2 separate regions of the Mus musculus genome follow, and region 2 is linked to region 1. A link is a loop called in an ENCODE intact Hi-C map of the cell type or tissue named here. Cell type or tissue: left cerebral cortex. All regions are shown on one strand.

Region 1 (5,000 bases):
TCAATCCCCTAATGAATAAAGGAGCCAATCACTGGGCCAGTAGGGGGGACTTCCAGGTTAGACGGAGGAAGACAGGAAACAGGAGAGAGTTAGGTCCTTTCTGGGCAGGGATAGCGTGAGGACAAGATGTAGCTACGAGTGTCTCCCAGTTTCAATGGCGGATCTGTCAGGATTCGGCACCGGAGGATTTAGATTTAATAAGGCTTACAAGATTAGGATTTTAGTTGTTGCGCCCAGTGAGTGAGTTACTGTTGTTTGTATTTGTGTTGTGTTTTCTTTCACACAGCAGATCATCAGGGTTCCAGAGAGAAAAGTATGGCGGCAAAGCGTGGGTTTGCCTGATGTGTACCACAAAGGCCGTGGGGGATTGGAAGCATGGGGTTGGTGTGGTAAGGACCCACCAGTGGGAACCCAGCAAGCTGGGTAAAGAGATTTTGGTGCTTTGAGTCAGAGTCTCCATGAGATAAAGACCGTCCGGCTACTGCCGGCCAGGCCACCAGGGCAGAGAGTTGCCGGCACAAACACAGCAACATGACAGTTTCATTTTTTGATATTTCCCACAACAATCCTTTTTTTAAACATAAAGTTCATAAGCAAAACTAAGTGGACTGCTTTATTTTTGGGTAGTGCTAAGAATCAGACCAAGAGCCCCATACATGCTAAGCACACACTCTGCCAAGCTATCTCCTTAATTCAATTATTCTTAAATTACTTTAAAGAAGATAAGTAAAATCTCATTATCAAAAGTAAATACTGTAAAGATATTTTGCTTAAACATGTCCTTTAAAAAGTAATATTTTTGAAATGTAAATAAATAAAATAACCCATTTAAAAAAAGTGAGAAGATACTGCCATAGTCAGCCAGCATTTTACCATGTCACCGGTTACGCAATGTGCAGATGTAAACCAACTAAACACTACATACAGCTGTCTGCTGGACAATGTCAAAGGTCAAGCTGGAAAGCATCCGCCATTGGAAGCCAAAGCAGATGAGACTGAAGAAGGAGCTGGAGCTGTATACAATGATGGAAGAGTCTAGCATTTGGACTTCAAGAATGAGTACAATTCTAAGAAATAACAGTATGCAGAATTCTGTTACAATGTTTTCTATCTAAATCTGTAGGATAAATAAAACTCACTGAAGCTTTTACTAAGTGTACATGTGTCACATAATAATACAGCAATAATAACATCTTGTTAAAGATGTTCCTCATGTTCCATGGGGACATAAGATTGCATTGTCTAATAGCAACATAACTATGTCTTAGTTTGGGTAAGTGGTTTTTTTTTTATTATGTTTGCAGTGAAACTCATCTAACGACACATTTCTCAGAATGTATCCTGTTGCTAAGCAACAATGACTTTGTTTATAAAGGTCTGATCTACCCACAGGTTATGAAAAACAAACCTATATGCTGGCTGATACCAGTTAGAAGATAACTAGCTGAAGTGCTTAGCCCCTGGTATCCTAGAATAGGCAGGGTTTCCTTGACACTGTCAGTAGTAAGGAGGTAGGAATAAAGTGATTTTAATAACAATTAGAAAACAAAGTTGGGGAATGCAGTAACAGGACTCTAGGCACTGGGGGAACAGCCAGACAGAGAGGGAAACTGAGGGAAAGAAACTCAGAATGTCAGCCACGAGCCCCAACTCACTGCCTAGAGGAGGGGGTGACCAATCTGATAAAACAGCCAACCAAATAAATTAGAAAGAATGGTTTGCAAGCTATTTATTCTTGTTACCAGAAAGGGAGCCACCTTACTGAGGTCATGATGATAAAGAACGCCCAGGAGAGCGACTAGCAAGAAAAGGCACGAAAGGGATTGTTATGTTCATAGCAAAAACAAGATGAAGCCAGAAGATGCTCACAGAGCCCCTAACACACTGAGCAGAGTGTTCCCTTGCAGATAGCAGACCCTCACAGGGAGAGCAGGCCCTCACTGCAGGCCCTACATAGAGAAGACCCTCACAGGCAGCAGGCTCTCACAGGGAGAGCAGGGAGAGTGGGCCCTAACAGGGACGGGAAGTCATGTGACTATCCACAGGCTCTGCCCTCAGAAATGGTCCCTTAAAAGAATTTGTGCGGAGAATAGCGCCCTCGTGTGGAGACTGCTCTGAGGCTTTGACCGGCGTGGGGACGGTGAGAATCACTGTCTACACTGCCCTCTGATGGCTAGCCAAAATCCACTCTAGTACTAATTTGATTTTTTTAATTTAAAAAAGAGAGGTAATTTTTCCAGAAAGAGCTGTTCCCACTCAGTCCCGTGTTCTTCTTGTTGAATACAGCAATTCTGTGGCCACGCAAACTCACACTGTGGCATACTGGATAACACCACTCAAGACGGATCTCCCCACGGGAGGAAGCAGAAGAATAACTGCAAATGGAAAGGCTTACCCAAGAAGAGAAACGATTTACATGAATGAGCCTCCAGCAGAAACAGATTGGGGTCCCATGGACCCCAGAGTACTAGAAGATAAAAGAACGACCGGGAGTGGTGGCGCACGCCTTTAATCCCAGCACTTGGGAGGCAGCGGCAGACGGATTTCTGAGTTCGAAGCCAGCCAAGACTACACAGAGAAACCCTGTCTCGAAAAACCAAAAAAATTTAAAAAAATAAAATAAAAATAAAAGAAGACATCACTCTCATCCCTCCACAAAAAAAAAAGAAACCAAACAAAAAAAAAACAAAAACAAACACAAAGTCGGCACATGTTTCTGAAGAAAAAAAAGCAAGATTCAAACTAAAAACCAAGACTAAGATGACATACCTTGTCTTGCCAGTTATTGTTGTCATTTACGGGGTTCACAGCTGGTTAGACAATGGTGACCCCCACCCCACCACACCTCTAGTAGCCTACACAGTACTTTCTACTGCTATGAAAGCCAGCCAGCAGGGGAGAGCTTACTGCTCAGAACCAACTTGACTTTTTCTATGTTCTGTGACCAATGTGTGTGCTGTCTTCCCTCAGCGACAGGGTCTAACCAACAAGTTCTGCTGAACAGAAGGAAAAATCCTGCACTGAGGGGTCTGCAGCCAGCTCTGACCAACAGCTCTGGGGACCCAATACCTGCCGCTCTGCTTAGTTGGCAACTTAGGGATTCTGAGAGGAACAGATAACTGTATAAGATAACTCCAATTAAATGCATATATATTTATATTCTTGATTCGTATATAACTATATAACTATATATATTTCATATACATATCTTATAAAATAGATTTTATACAGCTTTTTCAAACATCCTTAGAGTTATTGATCCCTCTCCTCACTTCCTGCTCACCCCTACCCTCCCACCCCTCTCCATATGCCATGGCTGCAATAGTGGCAAGAATGGGGTAACCCACTGCTGTCTGGCTCGATTGCTGTAGATCTGGCCCAGAACCCACGGTTGAAGAGCTCACACTCACCAGCGGTAGACCTACGACTATTTTTCTGGAGAATAATTAATAAATAATTAATAATAAACGGACACAGTATCAAACCGTCCTTTAGTCTTAGCTCTGTTCACACAGATGAGGCTAGCTCTCAATCACACCAGAGAAGTTTCACTTTGCAGTAGACATTAGCTAATGAAGAAACTTACAACTGGGACACCTGTAGCAACAGGTACACACAGTTCAAGGACCATGATGGAAGAAGGGGCAGAAAGATTCTAGAAAGAGTTAGAAGGCAGGGAGCATCAGAGCAATAATGTCTTCAGGACATGATAGGACTCCTGTTCTCAAGACCTAGCAGCTATGGCTGCCTATACAAAACAAGATCAAGCCAGTCAGCACCGGAGTATGGCCGGGAGGGGGACCATGAGCCCTCACCCCTAACTGAGAAGCTATGGACAATCAATGGCTTCTGGGGAAAGAAGAGTCCGGTTTTTTAAGGGCATGAGCTCTGGCAAACCAACCACACTTCAGTAGATGTCTCCACACCCAAGGAGGATACAGACAGCACAAACTGGACTCACTAGGTTATTATCTAAAAGAGGAGGAACAAAGTTGGAGGGAGATGGAAGTAGGGGTGGATCTGGGGAGAGCTGGGGGAGGAAGGGTGTGGATACAATCAAACACAACTTATGAAATTCTTAGAGATGATAGAAATATAGAAACAAAGTAACATTAGAAATTCTCAGGTGCAGCACAGAGTTATGACAGACAGGTAGGTAACACCATCCAATTAAAGGACAGCATCCATTTCAGTATATAAGTCAGGACTAAATTGTCAGTTGCACTGGAGAGTGGCAGCAGGGTGCACTGTTTTGTAATTCAGACTCCATTGCTTATTGCTACATCGTTGCAATCAATTCTAAGTAAACTGACTGTGAACCTGTACTGGGCCAATTCCCTGAGGACATTCAGATATACAGATAAAGCAGCAAGAGGTGCCACTGCCACCAGGAGCCTGGACCTCTGCACACCTCATGTATAAAGACAGTAGTGCAGATGGCTCACTGACACCTATGGAGAATTATTCTTGGGAAGCAAAACCACGCCCACCTGACCAGTTTCAGAACTTCTGGGCAAAATATATTTTCAGTTACGAGATGTTTCTAAAATTCAAGCAATTCAACATGACAATAAAAGCTATACATACAGTCTTAAAAATAAAAAAGATCATAGTCTGGTGGTCCTCCATTTCACTATTAATCAAAGAAAGAACCTAGACATTTTTAGACCATGTATAGGCCAAAAACAAGAAACAAACAAAAAACAAACAAGCAAGCAAAAAAACACAAAAGCTTTCTAATTTTTAGAAATTTTCCACCAAACTAAAGATATAAATTAAGGGGCTGGTGAGATGGCTCAGTGGGTAAGAGCACCGGACTGCTCTTCAGAAGGTCCAGAGTTCAAATCCCAGCAACCACATGGTGGCTCACAACCATCCGTAACAAGATCTGACTCCCTCTTCTGGTGTGTCTGAAGACAGCTACAGTGTACTTACATATAATAATAAAATAAATCTTTTTTAAAAAAAGATATAAATTTAAAAAAAAATAGGAAATTGTG
Region 2 (5,000 bases), 220 kb before region 1:
CATTTTATTAGGCACTATACCTGGCTACCAGACCTGGCTAGCAACAGTCTGAACAAGCCATGTTGATAACCTTGCCATATTTGTAAAGCTTCACTGGGAAGTTGTGGCTTCAGAGTTTACAGCTGTACCTATGTGACTTGAATTGTTTTGACCTCTGAAACATGTTCTCCCAACCTGGTCTCCAAGGGAGCACATTAGCTTGCACAGTAACAACCAGGCCTTTTCATGTTCTGGGAATGCCATATGTGAATGCTACTCCCTCCATGACTCTACCCTACCCCATGATCCGGATCTGGTATTTCATGTGGCTATCCCTGGAAGGAGATGATAGATATGTAATAGACTTTTTACAAACACACTCACAATTCAGCTTCCAATTAATTCCAAAATCCACCACATAGCCAAGATTATATTTTTATAATGTGTTTATTTGTGTACAAAATATGTTGTAGTTTACGATGCATGTGCAGCAAAATACTCTATCACATACAACAAAAATACATCTTAGACTCCCTTTCTCCTGCTCTTGGGGATGGCAACACTGTCTTGGCATTTCAGCAGCTAAAAATAAAGTGCTATTATTAAGCAGTATTGGAATGTCTTCACTTGACAAATGTGATGTACGATTGAGTATACAACCACATTTTGTTTGGTTTTCACAGAACAGGAAGCTCCAGGTCCTGAACACCTCAGAAGATACAAAGATTTGTATATATATGTACACATGTATACACTGTATATGTAAAATGCCAACAAGCCTCTTTGTCTGAGTCAGTTCGTTGCGTTCACGTTCAGTCCCTTTGCTCCAGCAGAGTCAGATTTGCACCACTGACACCTCAAGAGTTCATCAGCAGGCACCTTGACGCTCACCAAAGGCTGGCATGTTGGGTTTGTGGTGTTTGTGAGGGAACACGAGGAGCCCTTCAGACCTCACTGGGGGACCTGGAGCGGAAGGGCACTTTGGATTGGAAACAGCCACAGAACAGGAGCCACAAGGCACGCTGGATCTCCTGGTTGCGGAAGGCATAGATGATGGGATTGATCATGGAGTTATAGGTGGCAGGCAACAGGGTGGCATAAGTGTAGATGGCCGGGTCCTCTTGGCTACCCACCACACAATAGATGGCGAAGGGCAGCCAGCTGGCCCCAAAAGTGCCTAGCACCACGGCCAAAGTTCCCACTCCCTTTCTGGTGGCTGCTAAGTGGGGCGGTGCTAGGCAATGCTGTTGCAAAGCGATCTGGTGGGCGTGGCGCCAGACCACCTGGCAGATGCGCACGTACAAGTGCAGCATGATGCCAAAGACCACGAAGAAGGAAGTAGAGAGCAACGCCACATGGCTGCGTGTCAGGGGGCGCACCACGCTGCAGGACGTGCGGTCGGCCAAGCAGTTCCAGCCTAGAACAGGCAGCAACCCCAACCCGAGGGACACTGTCCAGGTGGCTGCTAGCAAGAGGTGCACGCCCAACAGGGTCCGGCGCGAGTAGTAGGTGAGCGCGTTGTACAAAGACAGGTAACGGTCAACTGTGATAGCAAGCAGGCTGCTGACTGAGGCGGCAAAGGACGCCACCAGGAAGCCCACCATGAGCAGGCTCACAGTCTCCGAGGGCACCACGTACTGGAACACGAAGTGTAAGATGAGGCCACAGCCCGCCAACAGGTCAGCAGTGGCCAGACTACCCACGAGCACAAACATGGGCGTGCGCAGCGCGGGAGTGGACGCGATGAGCGCCACCACCAGCGCATTTTCGCCTGCGATCACAGTTCCCGACACGCACAGCAGCACATCCCAGGGATTCACTGCCGAAAGCAGTAGTCCCGAGGGCCCTGCTGGCAGCTGAGAAGACAGCTCCAGTGACCCGTTAGGTCCGCCGCCGCCTCCCAGCGCTGCGGATGCTGCTGGGGGTCCCCATTCGCCGGTGTCCGGTGCCCCTGCTGCTGTAGCCGCAGCTGCCGCTCCCTCGGCCGCTACTGCCACCACTTGGGACTCGTTGAGCGCGGCGGCGCTAGCGTTCATCGCCGCTAGATGTTGCTCCCTGCACAAAAGGGACCGCAGATTGTCAGGTGCACTGCCCAAGCTACCGATGAACTTTCCCCGCTCTAACTGCTTCACTTAAATTGCTTATCTCACCTCAGGAACACGCACGGAGCGCAGTGGGGGAAGTGGGGGAAAAGTGAGAACCCCAATAAATAAGCACCTGTTGAGTGAATGAATGAACGGAATATACGGGGTTTCTGAGCTTTGGCAGAGGTGCATAGATAGATTCCACTACGCACTAGCATGCATGAACACCCTAAAACAAATCAACCTAGAGAGTCATCTCTTTGCAAGCCTGAGCTGGGCAAAGCCGCTGTCCGCGGTCCTGAAAGAGAAGTTTGAGAGCCAGAGACCCCAGGTCTGGAACTGGGGATTGAAAGGCTAAGGGGGGAATCTGCTAAGGTGCAGTGGTCAAGCCTTGCTCCAATTCTTTGACTCCTGGACGGACTCACTCCAGGACTGCCTTTTACCCCCTCGCCTTCCCCAGAAGCTCAAAGTACCCTTAGGAGCCCGCTGCTCACCTGGGGAGTCAGGGATCCCGGGAGTCTCTGGTCATGCGCTCCGCGGCTGTGTGCCTGGCTATCCTCCCTGCGCGGTCCGAGCAGCTGCCTGCAGAAGGCTGCCCCGCGTCAAAGAGGAAAGTACTGGTCGCCTGTCGCTGAGCCACCTTCGCTGCGAGTGAGAGGCAGTGGCAGAGATGGCAGGCTGCGAGCTGCGAGCTGCGCGCCTGCCCGAGATTGACAGGCGGGGTCCGGTGACGTCAGGCTCTGGGTTCTGGTTTCAGTGCATTACTAGCCACACCCGCCAGGCCAATCCTTCTTGACATTTCCCCACCCCTCACAGAAACATTTCAGAGAGATCCAGAAGGAAGGAGAAGCCAGAGTCTCTACCAGTCCAGATACCTCCAGGAATGGGATGGGGCTGAGAGGAGAGAGAGAGAAAGGATTGAAGAGAGCCTGAGGCCAGGCGAAAGAGGGTGAGCTGGAAAAGGAAGGCGAGGGGTGAGTGACAATAAGCCACATAGCAAAGGCCAGAGCCAAGGACCACTGAAACGAAGAAGCCACGGAGAAGGGGCGGTTGGGGCATCTGTAAAGGAGAGAGAGAGAGAGAAGTTCTCTTTGTAAGAGTGTTTATAGCGTTTGTGCCACTTGGCTATAGCCAGGGAAGAAACACAGAGCCGAGAAAAAAGACAAGATAAAAGGACAAGACTGGAAACCGTTTCTTTTTCCAGAGATTTACCCGAGGAATCCTCCCCCCCCCCCACCGTCCCCGTCCCCGTCATCTTTCTGAGCCCTCCCCTGCAGGTTCCACCACTATCTGATCTCTGCCCTTCTTGCTGGTGCCCTTGCAACTGCTCTTTAACTGAAGACAAGGTCTGTGTCTTGTTAGAAAAGAAGAAAACAGCAAAATGTGATTTACTTTCCTGGCAACAGACTTTGCCCTGCTAATTACTACCTTATAAAACAAATTATAGGACCAAAATAGTGATAAGTCAGCTGCACAAGACTTCAGTAGGCACGGGTTTTATTTTCAGCCCAGATAAATCACCCTTTTGGTTCAAAGGTGTTTTGGTTTGTCAGTAAAAATGCAAGTATTTGTCTCTTTCCTTTGTAACGAGACAGAATCTCCAATAGCTGTACTTGGGCCAAAAGCTAACGCAGCTGACTCTGTAAGAGGCTCTAAAAGAAATGAATACACACTGCTATTACAAGGCTGGACTGGGGCCACTGCTGTGGCCTTCACACATTACATGAAAAAAAAGCAACATACATTGTAGGTGCTTCTTGCCTCCTCCCAGCCAGTGCATATAAAGGAGGGGGGAAAGGAAAGGAGGGAGAGAGAGAGAGAGAGAGAGAGAGAGAGAGAGAGAGAGAGAGAGAGAGACTGAGACTCAGCAGGCCCATAGTCTGGGGGAGCATAGGGATGCTTGTGTTGGCTACTTTATAGACAGGACCTCCCAAACCACCCCTGCTCCTGCCTCAGTGCACCTGAACTTACCTGGGAGATGGCTCATGCCTAAGAATGCCCAGTTCTTCATGGCAACAGCCAATGCTGGGCTATGCATGAATTTACCCACCATTTGGGGGGTTTTGAGACTTAACACATTCCACCATTGTCATGAACATAAAACTCAGTGAAGCTTCACATTTCTGAGTTTCAGTGGAAGACTGTCATGTCAGTGCCAAGAACTTTGCTTCAGAGCTGTCGACTGAACTGTCAAACCGCTGCCGTAGCACGATGACTGCAAAGTTTGCAAATGATTCTGTCTGGTACAGGCTCAAATCCTCACTCGTGGCCAGGCCAACACAAAATCTTATTATGAGTGTGTGTGTGTGTGTGTGAGATTTTTTTCCCCTTGGAGCTTGATCACGTGGTTCTTAAGCATGAACATCATAAATGATAACACTGTTGCAATGCCAAAAGATGCACATGCCTGGCAGGAGAGGTTCAAGTCTGTTACAGTTTCACAGCCAGCCTACAGAGAATGGATCTGAGCTAACCTTACCCCTCTGTCCCTCACCTCCTCCTTCTCCCTTCCACCTCCTCCCTCCCCATCCACTCCCCTGTTTCTCTTCAGAAAAGGGCAGACCTCCCAGGGATATCAACCAAACGTGGCACATCAAGTTTCACTAAGATTAGGCACCTCCTCTCATATTAAGGCTGGGCGAGGCAACCAAGCACGAGGACAAGGGACCCAAAAGCAGGCAAAAGCATCAGAAATAGTCCCTGCTCCTTCTGTTAGGAGTCCCACAAAAACACCACACCACACAACTATAACAGATATCCTGAGGGCCTAGGTTAGACCCATGCAGGCTCCCTGATTATTAATTAAATCTCAGTGAGCCCCTATGAGTCCAGGTTTGTTGATTTTGTGGGTTTTCTTGTGGAATTCCTTGACCCTCTGGCTCCTCTGATCCTCACAGCCCCCTCTTCAGCACGAATTTTTGAACTCCACCTAATGTT

What was found. A loop is a pair of places that touch in the nucleus more often than their neighbours do. Peaks named below come from ENCODE experiments on the same cell type or tissue, not always from the same donor. Only the 100,000 strongest peaks of a DNase experiment are listed, where the experiment ranks them.
Region 2: it touches region 1 in a loop (2.0-fold over the local background); 2 of 42 quality-filtered maps call a loop at or near these places.

Annotation. Positions count from the first base shown.
Region 1 is chr10:41,286,904-41,291,903 of GRCm38, forward strand. All of the region lies in intron 1 of Fig4 (FIG4 phosphoinositide 5-phosphatase), which reads right to left. Among named protein-coding and RNA genes, the nearest start is that of Fig4, 14 kb to the right of the region's middle. In left cerebral cortex, a CTCF peak has its summit at 2,129 (motif pointing left); DNase peaks (open chromatin) are centred at 958 and 2,105; H3K4me3 peaks cover 217 bases; H3K27ac peaks cover 237 bases.
Region 2 is chr10:41,069,570-41,074,569 of GRCm38, forward strand. Gpr6 (G protein-coupled receptor 6) reads right to left here and starts at 2,721. Exons shown (of 2, transcript NM_199058.2): 1 at 2,558-2,721; 2 at 408-2,034. The coding sequence starts at 2,015. The coding sequence ends at 924. In left cerebral cortex, CTCF peaks have their summits at 2,010 and 2,873; DNase peaks (open chromatin) are centred at 1,314, 1,916 and 2,784; H3K4me3 peaks cover 1,859 bases; H3K27ac peaks cover 233 bases.